Linked DNA regions of Homo sapiens: regions 2, 3 and 4 are each linked to region 1. A link is a loop called in an ENCODE intact Hi-C map of the cell type or tissue named here. Cell type or tissue: PC-9. All regions are shown on one strand. Region 1 has its middle 43 kb from the start of TOPAZ1. Region 2 holds the start of LOC124909489 (a long non-coding RNA gene). Region 3 has its middle 17 kb from the start of ANO10. Region 4 overlaps LOC107986081 (a long non-coding RNA gene).

Region 1 (5,000 bases):
ACCATGCCCAGCTTTTTTTTTCAATTTTTTTGTAGAGATAGGATTTCATTATGTTGCCCAGACTGGTCTCCAACTCTGGGGTCAAGCAATCCCCTCTGCCTCAGCCTCCCAAAGCACTGGGATTACATGTATGAGCTATTGCATCCAGCCAGAAATGACTGATACTCCTATTAGTAAACTCATCGTGTTTGATCCATTAGCTAACATTACCTTAATTGACACAATGACCATCACTAGTGGATCAGATAAGGGAAATTCGGATGAATACTAGAACACCATCCTGCAGTTAAATGCCATGAATAGGATGCATTCATAGTTGTACACACATCTTAAGCACTGAGTGGAAAGAAAGAATGAGATCAATAAGGTGAAACTTGGAATTGATTGAAGGGCCATAACAGAAAATAACGTAGAACTATTTATGTAAATTGGAATACATTCCACTGTACATTGAAGAAATCATACATATCCAAAGACATATTATTAAATGCATTAGAATAGCTGGGGTGGAATGGGAAGGAATTTTAGGGACAAGGGGGGAACATGTAGCCCAAATGATACTTAATCCAGCAACTGAAAGGAGACAACAGGTTGAAAGATGAGGAGTCTGAAAGTAGGTGCTGTAAGTGTGACTAGCATAGAGAGACAATGGCAAAGATTCTAGACATTGTTTAATGGGAAGTCCAACGGCAGTTTGCTTCACAGAAATAGCAAATAAAAGTGTATTTAAGGAAAGCACTTTGATACTTATTTTAGCACTAGCAAAATTGGATGGCATATATTTTCTGATAGATGCAAAAATATCATAAGTCATAATAGTGTTTATGTATTTCAAAGGAAAGATTGTTAGAAACAGCAATCTGATAATGCAGGTGCTCTTAATGGGAGCCTCAAAACAGAACATACAAATTAGTAAGAATCGAGACTATTTTCCATATAACTAAGAAATCTTTGCTATGGATCTGTTAAAGAAATTGCAAAGATCCCTGAACATACATCATATGCAAGGATTCATACCTGGCCCTTAATTCTCTTATGAAACAAACAGCTTAGGACTGTAGGACATTTTCATCAAGCACATTTGAGAAGGAAGAGGATCCCACTGCTTAATAATTCTAAGTTTTAGATTCCTATGTAAGAGAAGAGGCACAGTTCCAGTTTAGCCATTTAGTAAGTGAATTATATATGATTTTAGATGAAGGTCTTTAGACAAGAGACTCGTCTCAGTGTCTAACTGCTGGAAAGGGTGCAATAAAAATACATTTACAGCCCTACAGAATAGCAGCAGCCATTAAAGTTGTACTACTGATTAAAGAAAAACTCCTAATTGAATAAGATTACTTACTTTGGTCTCATTGTAGTACTAAAATATGGCTTCAAAAAGGCCAGCTCCTAGTGATACAAAATATATCTTTTGACTGCCTACATTTGGCAAAGAGTTATACATTTGAGAAGGTGTCTGAAAGTATTGATAACATCAGAGAATACCCAAGCAGGATTTCATTTACCAGGACAAAGTAGATGATGGGGGAAATGTAAAGGATCATAATGTTCTTGAGTCATTAATGACCTCAGCAGCAAAATGTTTCAACACGTGTTTGTGGACTTTGCACTACTGTATGTCTCAAGATTTCAAGGCATTAGAATCAGGACCATAAGGAGAACTCTGTAAAGACTTTAAGATGAAAGGCCTTATCACTGCAGAACTGTTACGACATGCTGAGAATGCAGTCATCATGCCAGTTGCAGACGCTCTGCAGATGGAAATGCAGAATTACTCCAGGGGACAGAGGCAGGTAGGATGCATTATTTAAGAGATGCACTATTTAGCCAAATATGAAACATTCGGTTTAAAGTGTTCTGGGGAAAGGTGGGGATGCGTGGGAGGGATAGATTAGGAGAGTTTCCTACCTCATTCCTACAACTCTTCTTTCAAACTCAGGCAAAAAAAAATTTTAACACCCCAGAACAAAACAGGTGCATTCCTTGGAGGTTAGCATCCTGGTAGGAAATAGCCTTTGACACACCGCCATCTAGTGACGGCAGAGGAGAACTCAAAGCTCTTTCCCCGCCCCCGCTTCAAACTCACTGGAGAGGAAGAAGGAGTCGCTTATGCAGCCTGGAACTTCTTTTGCATTCTACACCCTCTCTGAAGAGCAGAACGCCCACCGGACTTTAATAATGGCAGTGCATTCTGCTTTCATTTGATTGAATTCTGATACCTTTCATCATCGTGGATGAGGATAATACCATCTATCCCTAAGGTTATTGTGAAGATAAAAGTGACTCACACTGGCAGCACTAACCACCATGCCTGGTGTAGAGCAAGCACTCAGATCTACACCAACCAGTGTTAGAACCAATGACATTCCTACATTTAAAAACTCACTCGCCACTCCTTAGAGTTAAGCCAGTCCATCTAGGCCTGTCAGGCTGCCCGACCTCAGTGACCCACAAAGGTAGGTGGCCAAAGGCAGGGGCAGGGGCAGTGGCATTTCTACTGGACAAGGGCAAATAGTCTGTTAAGTAGAAGACTTCCATTCTTTCCTTTATTTTTAGGACCATTATTCTTTCCATGACCTCCCATCAGAATTGCTTTTTTAACAATTTTTTTGGTTTCACATAACACCTTTGGGAATCTGGTAAAACATATGAGCTCCCTAGAAAAGTGCGCATGAGCTGGGTGCAGTGGCTCATGCCAGTAATCCCAGCACTTTGGGAGGCCGAGGGGGGCAGATCGCTTGAGCCCAGTAGTTCAAGACCAGCCTAGGCAATGTGGTGAAACCCTGTCTCTACAAAAAAAATACAAAAATTAGACAGGCCTGGTGATGCGTGCCTGTAGTCTTGGGAAGATGGGTGGATCACATGAGCCCAAGAGGTTGAGGCTGCAGTGAGTCATAATCACACCACTGCACTCCAGCCTGGGCAATAGAGTGAGACCCCGTCTCAAACAAGTGTGCTCATGAAATCTTACATTTGATCTTGGGTGCTCATTAACCCCTAAAGATTATTCCTATGAACAAAAGATTAATACTGCCTCATATTGACACTGCAGGTCATCTGGAAACAGGGGCATAGGGATTTTCCCTCCAGCTCCTTTTTCAGCCCCTTCCTTCCAGCACTGGGGGAAGTGACATGTGAACACATGTCATATACATGTCAACATGCCTCCTCATATACATGTTTTCATCTTTGCCCTAGGGGAGATGGGCTTGCCACTACTTTCGTTCAAAGTAATTCAGCATGTCAAGAACAGACACAAAGAAAAGCATTTCATGCCACAAAGAGCAATTTCCAAAGATCAGAGAAGGGAAATCCAAATACAGGCCTCCCACCTCCCCCGCCACCAGCCCACCTGCTGCCCATACCCTCGTGCCTGCCGCACCCCTTCCCCCCTTACCCCCCACCCCCCCATCCCACACCCACCACCATATGAAAGTCCCGGATTCCTAGTAAGGAAAACCAGTGTCCTTGAATTTTAATAAAGTGAGTTCACATCTCACTTTATTAAAGTGACCAACTGGCCAGCTTGGTCAAAACCATTTGTTCATCTTGCTGCATGCACAGCTGATCACAATTTGCAGAGAAGAGGGCATTGCTCATTGAGGAAAGGCTGATAGAAGCCTTTCAGGTAGTTCAAGCTTGACTGTCTCCCTTCTCCAAACGGGAGAAGGTACATCAGGGCTGCCCCTGGGCAGATATAGCTACAAGCAGAAGATGACAGGCATGTAAAATACATTGACAACAGAAGACTACAGACATCTGACAGGCAACTCAGGATTTTAAACAACCACTACCACCACCACAACACAGTTGCCCAGGGTGGCCAGCAGATTTGGTTACCCTTATCTTCATAAAAAGTCACACTTTCTACTAAAGAAGTGCCTAAGTTAGGGGGTGACCTAAGCTATTGCTCACTGGAAACCACAAGGCTTTCCTTACTCCATCACCAGTCAATCTTGAACCATGGAAGCTGTTTGTTGGATTGCAGTATTCCTTCGGCAGTCTTTGACATTGTACATGGCTCACTGTGATTTTAAGGATGTCATTTAACATAGCTTTTTTATATAGTTCAATAACTTCAAAGAGACATTATCTGTTCTGGATGAGGGATATGCATAGTCAAGCATGCATACTTCCAAGGTCAAGTATATCACATACCCAGCTAGACAGTGGATGAAGCAGGAAGAAGAAAGCTGGCTTTAATAGAAGTATGTTGATTTTCCTTTTTCCTCCAAGAGGGGATTAAATTTTATTTTATAATTTTGGTCTCAATTTCTCTAAATTGAGTTCAAGCCAAACAGTGCCTCTGTGGATGACCATGTGACCCTAAGCCTGGTCACCTCTAATTAGCTAGTCTCCACCTTTCCCTTTGGTCTCCTAGACAAAGCCGTCTTTCATATCTTTTTTCCTGCTTGCTTTATACTTTTCTGTTTCCTTCATTTGATCTTCCACCTCACCGATTTATTCTGCTTTGTCTACTACTGTTTATCCTATATATACATATATATATTCTTCATTTGTATTCTTCTCATACTTGGTCTTTTGATTTCTTGTTTCATGCTGCCAACACCATTCCTCATTTCAAGTTTCTTGATCATCCCTGTAAGTCCTTGTTGCATCTGGTCCAATCCTTGTTTCAGAGGGTCTACTGTTCAGTTTGCGGCACTCTTCAAGTGTCTAGTTACTGAGCCTGTGAGCTATTCCTTGGGGCTCTGAGCTCCTCTGCCTGGTAATAGGACCTGAGAATGGCTGCAATCAGGCTCTCCTCTGTCTCAGTCCTGGTGAGCCTAAGGGGTGGGCAGGAGTTGAACCACAGGCTCCAGAGAACTGCCTTCCATCTCTCCACCAGGAAATTCCTATCTTTCAACTCTAGGATGCAGCCTTGGGATGAGCTACCGTAATGCCCTTATCCCTGGGGCTTAGGGGTGGAAGGGTAGACCCAGAACTGCCTGTGGGTAACTGGGCAGCCCCCTCCTTATTTCCTCAACTCCTCACAG
Region 2 (5,000 bases), 200 kb before region 1:
CCCCGCGTATGCGTGTGTGTGTCACGCGTTTAATCGCACAGAGTAATTCCCAGACGTGCAAGACAAAGCATTTCAAGCAAAGATGGTCCAGAGTTCAAATTGGAAAGCACATCTCGAGGCGCTGAATCTGTTCTCGCCGTCTGCCTCGGTCTCTGGGGCGTCGCATCCAGGAGAAGGGTTTTAACTCCCTGCCAGATCCGCTCGGAATTAGCTCTTCTGGCGGTGCAGCAACAAGTGGCCCCGCCGCCTCCCTTGTGCACTCGGAGGGACTACATCCTCCTCCTCTCCCAGCCCCTAGTCCAAACGGGAGTAGGTAATGGCGGGGAAAGGGGGAGGTGACGAGAGCGGGGAGAAGGAAGTACATATTTTTTAATTGTGAAATTGTCTGTCTGCGTGCTGTGCTCTGGGATTCTCTTGTCTCAATCAACTTCAATTTTAACGTGGCCGTAACGTTAAGATTAAGACCTAGAAATGAAAACGTACCCACCTTTCTTATTACAAAGGTCGTTTGTTGTTGTTGTTTTTTTAAAACACCAAGTAACCCCCCCCCCCCCCCCCCACGGACTTATACTTTGTTTATGAGATTTCTCCAACCTTGGTGGTTTGGAGAAATGAGGTGGGGGAGGGGAGGACCAAGGGCAGCAAGACGTCCACTACGAAAATAAGATACTTACTAATTTAATAGGGCCGTTCCTTTTTACATAAGATGCTCCCCCACCCCCCACCAATTTACAATAGGTAAACTTTGAGCTTCCTCAAAGTTTCGCTATCTAGCGTTTATGCCCGAAGCTTTACGAATAAACTCCCTTTCCAGGTAAACCTGCCCAACCCTTGTCCTATGCCCAGCGAAGCCCAGGTACGATGGGTCAAGGACCCCTGGCTTCCACATTGTCTGAGTCACGTTCCAGTTGGAAAGGCCATCTTGGGCGAGGGACGTGTTGCCCGACTGGTCTAAATAAGGAAAGAAAGTGGAGTACCAAAGAATCAAGGGCCTCTGTTCCTCCCCATCCCGCCACCACCACCACCGGTCCCCGGGCTCTGCTGAGCGCTGCGGCGGTCTTGGCTGAAAACTGCGTCCCCGCCCAAATCGAGCGCAAAACTCCCTTGGACAGAAGTTTGAAAGAATCCAGTGTAGAAACAGACTTCTCCGTCCAATTTGGTTTTAATCAGTAATCATATAAGTATACCCACATAACCACCTAAGTGGAGAGCAGACGCCCAGATTCACGGTCCCCACGTGTTGCTGGAGTTGGCGCAGACGCGTGTGCGGGCATAGCGGCGGACGTGACACCGCATTTTCTCCGAATTCCTGCCATCTAGGGTGGTGCCGCCCCAAGAGGGGGCCGTGGGGAGGTGGGGTAATAGGCTGCGCAATCCACTTGCTCTGGGGGAGCTTAGGGTTCAGAGCAGAGCGCAACTCCGGGGGGCTGTCGCACAGCCCCATTCTCCCACACCAGAAGAGCAATGCTCCTTATGGATGATTAATAGCCGGGCTTCTCCTGACCATGCGGCGCGTCCCTGCCGGCACCACTTAGTTGTTTTAATTTGACCTTTATTAGCAACGTGCTCCCAGAGGCTGCGAGTTGGATTCGCACCACGATAACGGCCCTCTCCCCTTCCACCCGGCCGGCTTCCTGGGAAGGATCGGGGACTGCAGCTCCCGCGACGCCTCCTCCTCCTGCGCAGGGAGCAGGCCTGAGTTCCTCCACGTAATGACCTGGGAGACCTCAGGCATCCCGGGGCCTGGTCGGAGGGTCTTCGGGCCCTGGAGCTGGGCGGTGTCTGCAGTGCACCGCCGTGAGTTTCTCTCGGGTACAATGTGCTGGTGTGCAGAGAGGAGGAAAGGAAAAAAAAAAAACCCAACACCACTCTTAAGTGGCACTGGCATCTATGAAGTGGCAGTGGTCTACACTGAGCGTGCCCTTGCCTGGAGGTGTAGGGGGCGGTTACTGCAGCCGAGGGGAGGGTACTGCGGCCAAGGGCAGGGCGAGAGGACAGTCAAGGCCGGCTGGCCGCGTGGGAGCCTTTCCTCTCCGGGTTCAGCGGCCGGAATCACCAGCACTGCGGCTAAAGGGGCTGGTAGGCTCTCCTGCACCCCGCGTGCTCCTCCGCCTTCTCTGTGTCCCCCGGCTTTTCCAGGAGGAAGATGGGGTGCCCATCGCGAATGGGGCGCGCCGGGCCGCCTGGCCGGGCGGTCACGTGTCCCCCCTCCCCCGCCACTGCGGCGGGAGTTCCAATCAGAGCGCGCCAGGGGGCTCCTCCCGGGCAGGAACCACCCGGCTCGGCGGCGGAGGGTGGGCCGCCGTCACCTGACCGCCCGCCCCCGCCCCCCGCGAGTAAGGGGCGGTGGTAGCGTCTGCTCGGTTACAAATGGCCCCTCCCGCCCGGCTCGCCCGCTCGCTCGGGCTCGGCGCGGACCCGCCTGGGCGTGCTCCTCCCGCCGGCTCCAGGCGTCCCACCGCCCTGCCCGGCGCCAGCCCGCGGTCCCAGCCACTCCTGAGGGCGCGCCGGGCACCCAGCGCGTAGGCTCGCCCACGGAGGTCGACACGGAAGTCTGGACCGCCGAGGCGTGTGGCTCGTCTACCGGCAGGTGAGCGTGCACCGCGGGCGTGGGATGCTGTGGGGACAGTGCGGGGGACGTGTGGGGTCTTCGGATGCGAACGCGAGTCCGTGCGATGCCCAGGTCAAGTTTGCAGAGAGAGTCTGCGGTGTCTGTCTCCTTGGCCTCCTCTTGATGCTCCTGCGGGTTGGGGGCTCGGACCAAAGCTTCTATTTGGGGGAAGGGCTTCAGGACATTCTTGCCTTGAGATACTTGACAAAGGTTGAAAAGACACATCAGGTGGGAGCTTGTAGCTGCTGCTGATGGGGTGAGACAGGTGCAGTCGAGTGTGCACGCATATGTGTGTGGCTCCTGGGTAAGGGTCAGCTCGAGATGGGGAGAAGCCTCTGCGACGGGTCATTCTGTCCCCAAGAGCCACTTAGATTCCGGAGAGTGAAATTGAGCCGCTCTGAGGTGGTCACTAGATGTTATGGCAGCAAACCAGTGACCCCCAGTATTTCTGATATGACCCTGTAGTAGAAGGAGTGCAGATGGTTCAGTACAGAGTGTGTGAGGTTTTAAGGCACCCAGAAAAGATTCCTTTTACCTTATAACTTCTTGACAGAAATTAGTATTAAAAGTGCTGAATCATGCAAAAAGATTAGGAAAATAATTTACTTAATGTTTTGGTAAAGTTTTCCAAAGCTAATAATATCTGCATTTTTGGATCAATGCTTTAAATTTAAGATGTAGGCACTAGGTATTTAAAATCATATTTTAAGACTGTGCCCTTGGCTTTATGACTATCAGTTGCTTTTCTTTCTTTATGATTAGTTGTATCCATTCATTACTTCTTACCACTTTCACTACCCTCAAAACAAACAAAACCCCGGAAAAAAACCCAAGACATGGGATTTTTATTTTTATTTTATTTATTTATTTATTTCTGATGTGTTCATGATTGTAAAGGGAGTGGAGGTATCAGTCCTGGGAAATAAAAAAATCCTCCTCTGATGAATGCAGTGATGGCCAATTTGATCAATTTGATTTGTCATATGCCACTGAAGGGAATGTCAAGCTGATAACATGCAGACTGGAGAGAAAATGAAACAGGAGTTGCCCATTGAGGAAGACATAAGCCCTTATCCGATTGCACTCAGTGAAGGAGCTGGAGGGTAGTCCTTCCACATTGGAACCTGAGTCCTTGGTGGAGGTGCAGTTTTTGATGCAAGTTCTGAGGTCAGACACCATGTAACATAAAGATGAATTTAAAAAAAAATCAGAGTCAGGATTAGTAAAATGGGTGTGTCCAGCGACAGCCTTTGCCCATTTACTCTTGGCTGCACTGTCTGAAATGCTCAGTGGCCTGCTGACTCATAAGGGAACAAGCATGGCTTAGCAAGATTGGATTTTACTTGTAGACTCTAAAGAACTGTACTTGTTAAAAAAAAAAAAAGATTTTTGAAAAAGCATCATCGGAGACATCCATAATAGAGAAGCTAGTCTCTCTTTCTCACATCTCTTCTTCCAGGAGGTTTCTCCCTGATTCCTTGACTTGTCACCTTTATTTCAATACCTGTCATCCATGCTTGTGCAAAACACATCTGATTTGACACAAAGGTTTTAATCTGAATCTTAACATGAGAAACGGTGGGACTCTTAGCAACATGATTATTTCAAAGGTATTTTTGAAGGATACTGAAAAACTGGAATATGAACGATTAATTGAATTTTCTTTACAGCACAGACTCCCTTAACATTGCATGCAAGACCAGGGAGCCCCACCCTGTTTCTGAGCATCTGCATGAAAGACCAGGAAAGGAATTCGACAATTGCAGTGGTGCAGGGAGAGGCAGCTTCTAGGCTTGGGCATTACCTTTATTTAAATAATTACTAACAAATTTGGAGGGTAGGCTTTAATCCATAGGCAGGTCTTAAAAAGCACAGTGTTATTTCTTTTCACCTGTCAGCTTGTTAAAATGTCCATTTAACTTTGAGAGGTTGATTTTGTTAGAAAAGGGATACAGATCGAGAGCTTCCAAATTTTAAGATCCTAGGGCTAAAAGCCATAATTGATTGGAAGGACACATATTAAAGCATACAGTGAAGCCAAAAAGAGTTATTTTTGCTTCGATATTCTTAATAAAATTTTTTTTATAAAACTAAGTTTTTTAGAAAGAGGGGGGCTCCTTTTTAGGCAGTGAATGGAATAAATCAGCTTGTGCGATAGACCAGCACCTGGCATCTCAGTTTGAACAGAGATGCATAATTGGAGCAAGAAACAGATGAATGAGCTTACCTTTTACTGCTTGGTCCTTCAAACAGAACCCAGTCATTTCACATCAGATTAGAGGAAGGCCATTTCTACAACAAGACAAGGAGATTTCAAATCTTGTTTCAAATCTATGGGAAAGAAAATGTTTTGAGCTGCTCTGAAGAAAGAGGCATTATAAATTTACAG
Region 3 (5,000 bases), 560 kb before region 1:
GCACACACTGGCAGTTGACATCAGGTTAGCTGGAGAGTCCAGGGAGGATAACAGGGGGCCTCTGGCAGCATCTGCTACAAAGGTCATTTCAGGGCCGAGAGAGTCTTTTGGCTCATATTTCACATTCACAAGTTTTAAGTTGAAACACCATCTCTGAGGGTACAGAAGTAGTTACAGAGCTATACAGAGAGGATTGAAAGAAGACATCCTTCAAAACAACTTTAAACTTGTGTCTCATTAACAGACCACAGTAGTAATAATTATACACAATGAATTTAATATTTCTCACAAATCCTTTATCTTGTAATTTGTACAATATATTGTCATATATTTTTGTGTTTAATAGACGTTCTTTGTTAAATGTGGATGTTGAAAGTATCTAGCATTTAAATTTGTTGTAAACCTGAATTGATATTTCTTTATTTTTTAAAATATATTGGGAGTCTCAAAAACTGAAAAACACCTGGTCTCTGTCACCACTAAAAAGGCCCCATTTAGCCTGGTGCAGTGGCTCAGGCCTATAATCCCAGCACTTTGGGAGGCCAAGGCGAGTGGATCCTTGAGCCCTGGAATTCAAAACCAGCCTGGGCAAAATGATGAGACTCTGTCTCCACAAATAAATAAATAAAAGTTAGCCAGGCAGACGTGGTGGTGCATGCCTGCAGTCCCCGCTAGCAGGAAGGCTGTGGTGGGAGGATCAATTGAGCCTGGGAGGTGGAAGCTGAAGTGAGCTGTGTTTGCACCACTGCACTCCAGCCTGGGTGACAGAGTGAGACCCTGTCTCAAAAAAACAAACAAAAAGCTGGGTGCGGTGGCTCACACCTGTAATTCCAGCACTTTGGGAGGCCAAGGTGGGCAGATCACCTGAGGTCAGGAGTTCAAGACCAGCCTGGCCAACATGGTGAAACCCGGTCTCTACTAAAAATACAAAAATTAGCTGGGCTTGGGGGCGCATGCCTGTAATCCCAGCCACTCGGGAGATTGAGGCAAGAGGATCACTTGAACCTGGGAAGCGGAGGCTGCAAATGAGCCGAGATGGCGCCACTGCACTCCAGCCTGGGCAACAGAGCGAGACTCCATCTCAAAACAAACAAACAAACAAACAAACAAACGCCCCAATTAAAAACAATAGCATCACGGAGAATTAGGACCAAAATTTAGAAGAAGAATAAAACAGCCCAAGAGACAGCGTCAGGGCATTTTTTTTTTTCACCTACTAGATAAAGAAGCAGTAGGGCAGTGCACATCGTTCCTGTGCAGAGCTATTTCTTCTTGAGCTTCACAGCACTTTGTGTACAGAAATGAAGAATGATGCCCAGAAACTCCACTTTGTAGAACTAAGCAGATTGAGCCAGTTGATCCAGGAACCTCTCTCAAATCTTGCTTTTTATCTTTTGTCTTAAAGAAAACAAATTATGAGGCAAAAAGTAACCATTGTTGGAGGATAAATCAGAAAGTTGTCATTTTCCCTTTTAGAACTAGTGGGATTTACTACCTGTTCTGAATACAGTATAAGAATATAATGGGCAGCAATGAATGAGTAATCATAAAAATATCCAAAGCAGAATTCCATCGAGTTTTAAAAATTGTTTCCTTCATAAAGCATAAAGGAAATGTGCATATTTATCTTCAAATACAAGCAGATTAAATTGAGATACGTCGTTTAATTGAACTATAAGTTAAAAATTCTTAATGAGATCATCTTGTGAAAACCTAAACTCTACATTATTCCTCCTGAAAATCTGCCTTCTCCAGACAGAAATGTATAAATGGTCATTGACTAACCAGGCTATAAACTGCTCATTTGTAAGGATAACCTTCGAACTTGCATTACAATTGAAGAGATGAATAATTTTCACAAGTAAGAAATAGATATTTTTGTTGAAATTATGCAATTTATATTAATCCTCTTGATCACAATTTACAAAAAGTTAAGAAGAGAAGCTTTTTTGAGATGTTTTTATGGTGTTAATAAAAATAATACAAATTGGAAATTTTGTATTATAATTACCCCTATTAAAGCATGTGTCATTTCACTGGGATTTTTAGTCTTCAGAATCAAGCAATAAATGCATATAATGTTGGCTATTCAGTCTGCTCAATGGGATATAGATGGGATATTGTGACAAATCTTTTTTCTACCTATTTGTGAAAAATGAAATGTTTAGTAAGTATTTTTTAAAGGGTAAAAATACTTTAACTCACAAGTAGCCAGAGAGCAGCTAGAGGTTTGTGAAACGGTGGTCAAGGGCCTGATTCCCAGCACTCACTGGGTAGGAAGTTACACACCTGCTGTACAGCGAGACAAGTCGTTGCCACAGGAGTTTGCAGTTGCACCACAGCGCCATCAAGTGAAGGGGTGAGAAAGGTGACTCTCAACAATTATTAATACTCAAGGTAGGTACCACTCCTGTTGAACATATTGCTCCCAGATATAGCAGCCTAAAAACCACAGAGTCATTATGTCACTCAGTTTCTGACAGGAATGTGGGAGTGGCTTAGCTGAGTGGTTCTGGCTCAGAATTGATCCTGAGGTTGTGGTCAAGATGTCACCTGCAGTCATCTGAAGGCTTGACTCAGGCTGGAGGGTCTGCCTCTAAGGTGGCTCCCTCACATGACTGCAGGCAGTCTCAGTTCCCCACCAGATAGATCTCTCCACCAGGCTGCTCACCCGTCCTCAGGACATGGCATGGGCTTCCTGCAGAGGGAGGGCTCAGAGAGAGAGAGCGAGCAAGCAGGAAGCTGTAATACCTGGGAATCACCTACTCTCCAAAGTCACACACCATCATTTCTGTGTTGTTCTAGTTGTTAGAAGCACATCACTAGGTCCAGCCCACATTCCAGGGGAGAGGAATTAGCCTTCATCTTTTGAAAGGGGCGTCAAAGAATTTCACATTTTAAGTCATCGCAGTGCAGCCAGCCCAGAGATCAGATGACTCAGCCAGTTTGCCCTCACTAGATCTAGAGGGCTCCCGTCCACACCCTTGCTAGGTGTTTACAGTGCATTTCTAGCACTAATGTTTAAGACATAGATCCAAATGCCACACAACTAAAATAAGTTGAAGAATCAATTTGTGATGAAAATACAGACAATTCTGGCTGGGTGCAGTGGCTCACGCCTGTAATCCCAGCACTCTGGGAGGCCGAGGTGGGCGGATCACGAGGTCAGGAGATTGAGACCATCCTGGCCAACATAGTGAAACTCCGTCTCTACTAAAATACAAAAATTAGCTGGGCGTGGTGGTGCATGCCTGTAATCCCAGCTCTGTAATCCCAGCTACTCAGGAGGCTGAGGCAGGAGAATCCCTTGAACCAGGGAGTCGGAGGTTGCAGTGAGCTGAGATCGCACCACAGCACTCCAGCCTGGCGACAGAGTAAGACTCCATCTCAGAAAAAAAAAAAAAAGAAAGAAAGAAAAAGAAAATGTAGACAATTCTGCCTTTTTAGAAAGTAGGACCTGGCACAATAGTATACTTTCAGATATGAGCCTGTTTGGATGGCACCCCAGTTCATTCAGAGAATGTCTCCAGCATTATTTTGTCTTAGCACAACCAGCTGAACTCACTGGAGTGTCGCTAGCCTAAGCAAGCCTAGTCCTGAGAGTCGGGGTTGCAGAAGATGTATGTTAGGGTGAAAGTGGGGTGGTAAAGGAAGAGGACACAGAGTAGGTCTGAAAACAGTGTTCTGGACAATCATTCCAAAATGAACCACTCTACAAAGCTTTACTTGAAGGATTGATATTTAAACACATCAGTCATTAGATGTCTTTATATTTAATGGGTTTCAATTTCACAAGACCTCTCATTGCTGGTTGTGTGCTTTGAGGGAACAGGGAAGAAAAGGTTAAAAAATATACCCCCAGCTTATAATGTGGAAAGAGTTTACTTGAAGCTGCACCACTCAACCAAGTCCATTCTGTTGTTTCTAAACCAACAAAAAGCATGGTGAAGAGAAGGCATCTGGTGGATATTGGCTGAATTTTTTTAAAAACAACTGGCTAGCAGGGCAAAGCATCAACCCTGGCCAGTGGAGAACTTGCCATCTTTGCCTGGCACTACTTCATTCCACTCCTCCCTGACCCCAGTCAGCAGGTACTCCTTCCTCCCAGGCCTTTGCACAGGAATCATGCAAACTGGAACCCATCCCATGCACTAAAAAGATTCTGGAAGTTTCATTTCTAATGTTCCTATTTTCTCACCATGTAGCAAAAAAGCAGAAGAGCACACACTCCCAAATAAAATGGTGAATTCTTTTACTAGCAGTATTCTACTGAACAGAACTCTTTTAAAATGCATTTTTCCATTGCCACATTACAGTGATAATTAATATTCATAATAATGACCTTGAAGGTCTCTCAGAGTCTGAGGAACCTAATGAATAATTAAGAGAATGAAATGGTTTTCAATAAGATTTCATGCTTAGTGCTTTTTGTATTCTAATACTTTTGATAGATTGTCATGGTTGATTGTCTAATTCCCCAGTCATGCGAGTAAACAGAGAATTTAATGTGTTTCAAGGGGACTTCCATGGTAAGTTATTTGCAAGCATATTAAACCAAAATCTGAAGTGCATTAAAAATCCTCAGCCAACGCTAGCATACACGCAGGCTGCCACATGAATTGCAGCTATAGGGAGCTATGGCTAGCTGGAACCACTCAGAATCCATCCTTTTCCTTCTAGATAGAAAAAGAAAATAATTATTGGAACTAAGGATAATTATACATAAAATTATATACCAAAATATTGTTCTTATAGTTGAGGATTCATTTGTTGCTCTTATTCATTGTCATATGTTTAAAGAATTTGACACAAGATTGATATCAAAAAATTATCTGGATTGGGGGTTCCTTTCCTATTCCTGGTGCCACTTCATGCTGTAATAAACTCTCACTCTTGTTTCTTTCTTGTTACCCCTGTTATGGTAGACATATCACTCTACTTGGAGAAAATTCCAAATCACTGTTTACAGTAGAAGAAAAATCCAATACCTATATTCGGCA
Region 4 (5,000 bases), 320 kb before region 1:
ATTTCTACTACTAGGCTTGAAAGGTTTGAAAATATCACCTTAAACAGCATCACTCTACCTGCTTCCACCTTCTGAGAGCAAGGAGCTTGTGTGTGGTACTTTAAGTCGGGAGTTGCAAACTTCAGTGTTTTGAGTGTCATCCTGTCAGTAGGCATCCTATGCTAGCATGGGCCAGGACAGCAGTCAGCACAGGTGCCGGCCACAGCTTTGCACCACAGCCACTGGGTTTGCTAACTTTACCCCTTTGGGAATGAAGGTCCTAGGGAAGGTGCCAGTCTAGCTGATGGATGGGTTCTCCCAGGGCTCAGGGAGCTGGCTGTTTACTCACAGGCATGGGACTATTTTGACATCTCCACCACTGGTAGAACTTTACCAGAGCACACTGGTTCAGCCCCATCCCTGCCCACAGGGACCAGGCAGGTTAGGAAAATGGGTGAAGCAGGTGAGTGTTCCGTGGGGGGGTGGGGATGACAGGGAAAGGAGAATGTGCCCCACACCAAAAAAGTATCCTGGTGATGATCACAGCAGGAAGTTTTTCCAAGAGAAAGCAAAAATCCAGATTTTTTAAATGAGAAAATTTCAGATTTTAAAATGTTTGAAGCCAACTCAAGTTTTTGTTCAAACACCTGTGGCTCAACTGGAATATAGCCAGGGCTGGAGCTGGCCCTTGGGAGTCCCCTCCCCCAGCTTTAAGCCAATGACTCTCCCTTCACCACTGGGGCTCTGTCCTCCCACCTTCTGTTTAAAAGTGAGGATGGGCTCTGGTTTCTGCTTAAGATGTAGAAAGCTGGGGAAACATCATTTCCACCCTTACGATGAGAAAAAACTGACCATTGTGCAAATTCACAACTTTTCTTGAACCTATAGGAGAGCTGAAGCCACAGGGTAAACAACTCAAAATCTAAAGAAAGACAAGTACCTGTAAGGAAAGAGGGGACATCAGCACTTGCTTACCTAGAACAGATGTCACCAGATGCCATACTAGTCAGTGAGAAGAGTTCACCTAAAATTTTTAATGACTTGCTAAAGCCTAAGTGAGGTTAGTGTGAAAATATGGAGCCCCTGGGTGCCACAGACGCAGGTGCTGTGTTGAAACTCTAACCCCAGCCGGGCACGGTGGCTCACGCCTGTAATCCCAGCACTTTGGGAGTGTGAGGCGGGTGGATCACGAGGTCATGAGATCGAGACCATCCTGGCTAACACGGTGAAACCCCATCTCTACTAAAAACACACACACACAAAAATTAGCCGGGCATGGTGTGGGCACCTGTAGTCCCAGCTACTGAGGAGGCTGAGGCAGGAGAATGGCGTGACCTGGGAGGCGGAGCTTGCAGAGAGCAGAGATTGTGCCACTGCACTCCAGCCTGGGTGACAGAGCGAGACTCCATCTCAAAAAAAAAAAAAAAAAAAAAAAGAAACTCTAACCCCTAAGGTGATGGTATTTGGAGGTGGGGCTTTGGGGAGGTGCTTAGGTCATGATGAGGGCAGAGCCTCCATAAATGTGACTAGTGCCCTTATTAAAGGAACCCCAGAGAGAGCTGGCTTCCCCTTCTGCCACATAAGAACCCAGTGAGAAGGCAGCCATCTCTGAGGAAAGCCAGCCTTCACCAGACAATGAATCTGCCAGCACCTTGATCTTGGACTTACCAGCCTTCAGAACTGTGAGAAATAAATTTCTGTTGTTTATAAGTCACGCAGTTTATGGTATTTTGTTATAGCAACCCAAAGAGACTGAGACACGAGGGAATTTGTACATACTAGCAGGCTTTTCTTCCCTGATCTCACCAAGCACTCATAAGAAAGATTTGGAGCAGAGCAAGAGTCCTGAGAAAGCGTCTTTCGTGGTGCAGCCCTTGGGCAAGGGAACAGCAGCAGCTGCTGCAGGAACAGTAAGAGGTCCTTCCTCCCTGTGGAATGATGATAAGTTGCTAAGAGAAGGGCAGCGGACTCCGCTGCCTTTAGAGCACCCACTGCAGCTGGAGGAAAAGAACAGAAAAAAATCTCCACCCCTGAGAAAGAGGCTCAAACTAGTAAAAGTCTCCTACAGCTGGGGGCAGTGCAGAGTCATTTAGAAGGCCTCATTCTTGAGACACCGGCATGGTGCCTGCCTGACAGGTTGAATCAGAACAAAGAACGCTCCTTCTCCCACCCACACACTGTGACTGGGTCAACAAGTGTCAGGTAACAAGGGACACCATCTATTGCTAGGACAGGGGCAGGAGCATTGCTAGGAGAGACAGCCTCTCAGAGGTGCAGGTGCAATAATACCTGAAGCTAAGATTGAAGCAGACACTGAGAAAAACCCTCTGGAAACAATTCGCATGTCCTACAACTGGGGAATAGATTAAGAAACTGTGGTGCATTGTACAACGGAATACAAAACCGCAAGATAACGGACTGAACTACTGATACACTCAATGACACAGATGAATCGTACATGTGTTGTGTTAATTCCTACATACTGTAGGATTCCACATACATGACATTTGTGCAAAGGCAGAACTATAAGGACAGAAAACAGATCACTGGTTGCCAGAAGCTGGGATTGGGGCAAAGATTAAACACCAAAGGAGAACAGAGAAATTCTGGGGTGAAAGAATTGTTCTTTATCTTGACTGTGATAATGGTTCCAAGACTATGCTTTTCTCAAGACTTGCAGAACCATACACTAAAAAGGGAGAATTTTACTCTGGGTAAATTATACCCTAACAAAATAATCAGAAAAAAATAAGGGTCATTAAATTATCAGGTCAACCATCAGTCCATATCTCTTGACCATTTTTTATTTTAAGTTGGTTTAGTTGTCCTAAGAGAAGTAAAAATCAATAGCAAAGGATGAGCACATGAATAGGTCAGGCTCCTTTTAACTGTAAACGACAGTAACTCAGCTCTATCTACCTTAGGACCAAGAGTAATTTGATGAGAGGACTGTCTGTATCTCTCACAGACTGGCAGCCTAGGCACCTGGAACAGCGGGAAGCAGGAATCCACTTCTGGTCCTGTGTACATCACTCTCATTGCACACTGGCTTCTTCTAAATGGAGGTGAACATGGCTCTCAGCAGCCCCCCTGCCTCACATTTCACAGCTTCACCAACAAGGAGGAACTATGTCTTGTACTCTAATTCCAGTTCAAAAGATCCCAGGGAACACTCTGATTGGCCCAACTGAAGCCAATCAACAGTGGCCAAGAGGAAGTGATCCTGTGATTAACTTCCATAACACATAGTTGGAGATCTAAATAGACAAAATATTAATTGTCTATTGCAGCTTAGCATAATTTTAATGCAAGAAATTTTTTTTTCTTCTCCAAAAGATGCTGAAGTTCTCCTTCTGGCTTTAGGTCATTTTAGTTTTGTTTAACAAGCAACTATTGTGAATCTGCTCTGGGGTGAGAGGTGGAGGAACCAAGAAGAGTAGGACAAAGTCCTTCCTTTCAAAAACCCACATCACAGTCAAATAGGGGAGACAGCTACATAAGTAGCTCATTGCAAAGTCCTGTGATAAGTGCTATGAAAGCATAGCTGGAGAGGAACCACCTAACCAAGTCTGGGTCACAGACAAGATTTCCTGTAAGAACTGATTTTGGACAGTCTTGAAAGTTGAGTTAGAAGGGGAAGGGCCTTCCAAACAGAAGTGTAAAATCCAAATGATTACAGGGGCATGGTTCTCACAATTAATCAATTGACTGTAAACCCCTCCATGGGAGAGGTCAGGTCTTTATGATAAAGATACAAATACTTTACTTTTTTTTTTTTTAGCATTTTATCATTTTCAGAACACTTATCTAACAGAAACAGTACCACAAATAGGGAAATAAGAACAAAACAAACTTCTGAGAAAAAGATGAGTAGATTTTCTTCAACAGTGCTCAGCCCACACACGCCCCACTGCAGTCCCAGGAATAGGACTGGCCTGCAGGTAGGTTAATTGCTCCAAGATTGGGGCTTTGCAGGTGGGTGTGGTGGAATCTGAAAATGGCCAGGAACTTCCAAGTTGCTAAGCAATGCCTCATGGGGCCTAGACTGGGCAGTGAAGGTCGATGCAGACCTGTGAGAAAAGCGAGCATCAAGGAATTTGAGTTCTAATGAGTTTAAAGAACCAAACATGGGAATAAGGCCACAAGGAGTTGGAGGGAAAGAGGGTGAAGTCTGAGATGGAAAGATTTCTGAGATTGTGTAGTTCTAGCAGGTGGCATGCTCCATAGGATGTGGCTGTGCCAGGTTTGCTGAAGAGGTCGTGGGGAAGATAGTTATTGGAGGTGAAGAGGTCAAGGACCTTTGAGACAAGATGTTGGATGTCATTGAAGTCATCAAGGTTTATGGATAAGCCTAGAGTGGAGAGCAAAGCCAAGAGGCAGGTGCGAAAGCTTTCAGGGAAGAAAGGAAATGACCAGGAGGCTATGAAAGATGGCCACTGGGAGGGGAGAAGGAAGTAGAGATGGATGACAAGAGCTTCAAGAAGAAGGCCTTTGCATGGGCATGGAAGAGCCAGGTCCATGAGCAACTGCAGAGTCGGTGGGAGACGGCCATCGCTCCACTGGCAAGATGCTCCTAAGCAAGACAGAAGAGCTGGAGATAAACGAGCAGCCCACACTCAGGAAGTAAGTGACAAAGCATCGGCCAGCATCGAAGGTGCCAGCATAGCAAATATTTGCCGAACACCAGATTCTGCCTGAATGTAAAGATCAGCTCAGTGTTCACCAAAGTGTAGCACTGCATTACTTTTCATGAGTGAGATGGTCATTTTCTCAGTTTAAGACTAACAATCTAAGACTAACATCTTATTCTACTGTGTATTAGAAAAAATATATGCCACTTTGGGAGGCTGAGGCGGGTGGATCACCTGAGGTCAGGCGTTCGAGACCAGCCTGGCTGGCTAACATGGTGAAACCCCGTCTCTACTAAAAATACAAAAATTAGCCAGGCATGGTGGCAGGTGCCTGTAATCCCAGCTACTTGGGAGGCTGAGGCAGGAGAATCACTTGAACCTAGGAGGTGG

Evidence for each region. Peaks named below come from ENCODE experiments on the same cell type or tissue, not always from the same donor. Only the 100,000 strongest peaks of a DNase experiment are listed, where the experiment ranks them.
Region 2: it touches region 1 in a loop (12-fold over the local background); 16 of 110 quality-filtered maps call a loop at or near these places.
Region 3: a loop joins it to region 1, with 14 times the contacts of the local background. A loop is called at or near these places in 2 of 110 quality-filtered maps.
Region 4: it touches region 1 in a loop (6-fold over the local background); 15 of 110 quality-filtered maps call a loop at or near these places.

The regions. Positions count from the first base shown.
Region 1 is chr3:44,196,795-44,201,794 of GRCh38, forward strand. No RefSeq gene overlaps it. Among named protein-coding and RNA genes, the nearest start is that of TOPAZ1, 43 kb to the right of the region's middle. RefSeq lists an enhancer at 2,117-2,166. In PC-9, a CTCF peak has its summit at 2,042 (motif pointing left); a DNase peak (open chromatin) is centred at 2,027.
Region 2 is chr3:43,996,938-44,001,937 of GRCh38, forward strand. LOC124909489 (a long non-coding RNA gene) reads left to right here and starts at 2,395. Exons shown (of 5, transcript XR_007096256.1): 1 at 2,395-2,590. RefSeq lists an enhancer at 1,602-1,661 and a silencer at 2,122-2,651. In PC-9, no CTCF peak of the experiment used is centred here; DNase peaks (open chromatin) are centred at 314, 2,014, 2,314, 3,864 and 1 weaker place; H3K4me3 peaks cover 4,632 bases; H3K27ac peaks cover 4,447 bases.
Region 3 is chr3:43,636,386-43,641,385 of GRCh38, forward strand. It overlaps a transcript of ANO10 not described here. Among named protein-coding and RNA genes, the nearest start is that of ANO10, 17 kb to the left of the region's middle. In PC-9, a CTCF peak has its summit at 2,345; DNase peaks (open chromatin) are centred at 2,476 and 2,866; H3K4me3 peaks cover 694 bases; H3K27ac peaks cover 2,097 bases.
Region 4 is chr3:43,877,310-43,882,309 of GRCh38, forward strand. All of the region lies in intron 1 of LOC107986081 (a long non-coding RNA gene), which reads right to left. Among named protein-coding and RNA genes, the nearest start is that of ABHD5, 190 kb to the left of the region's middle. In PC-9, a CTCF peak has its summit at 2,055 (motif pointing right); a DNase peak (open chromatin) is centred at 2,122; H3K27ac peaks cover 466 bases.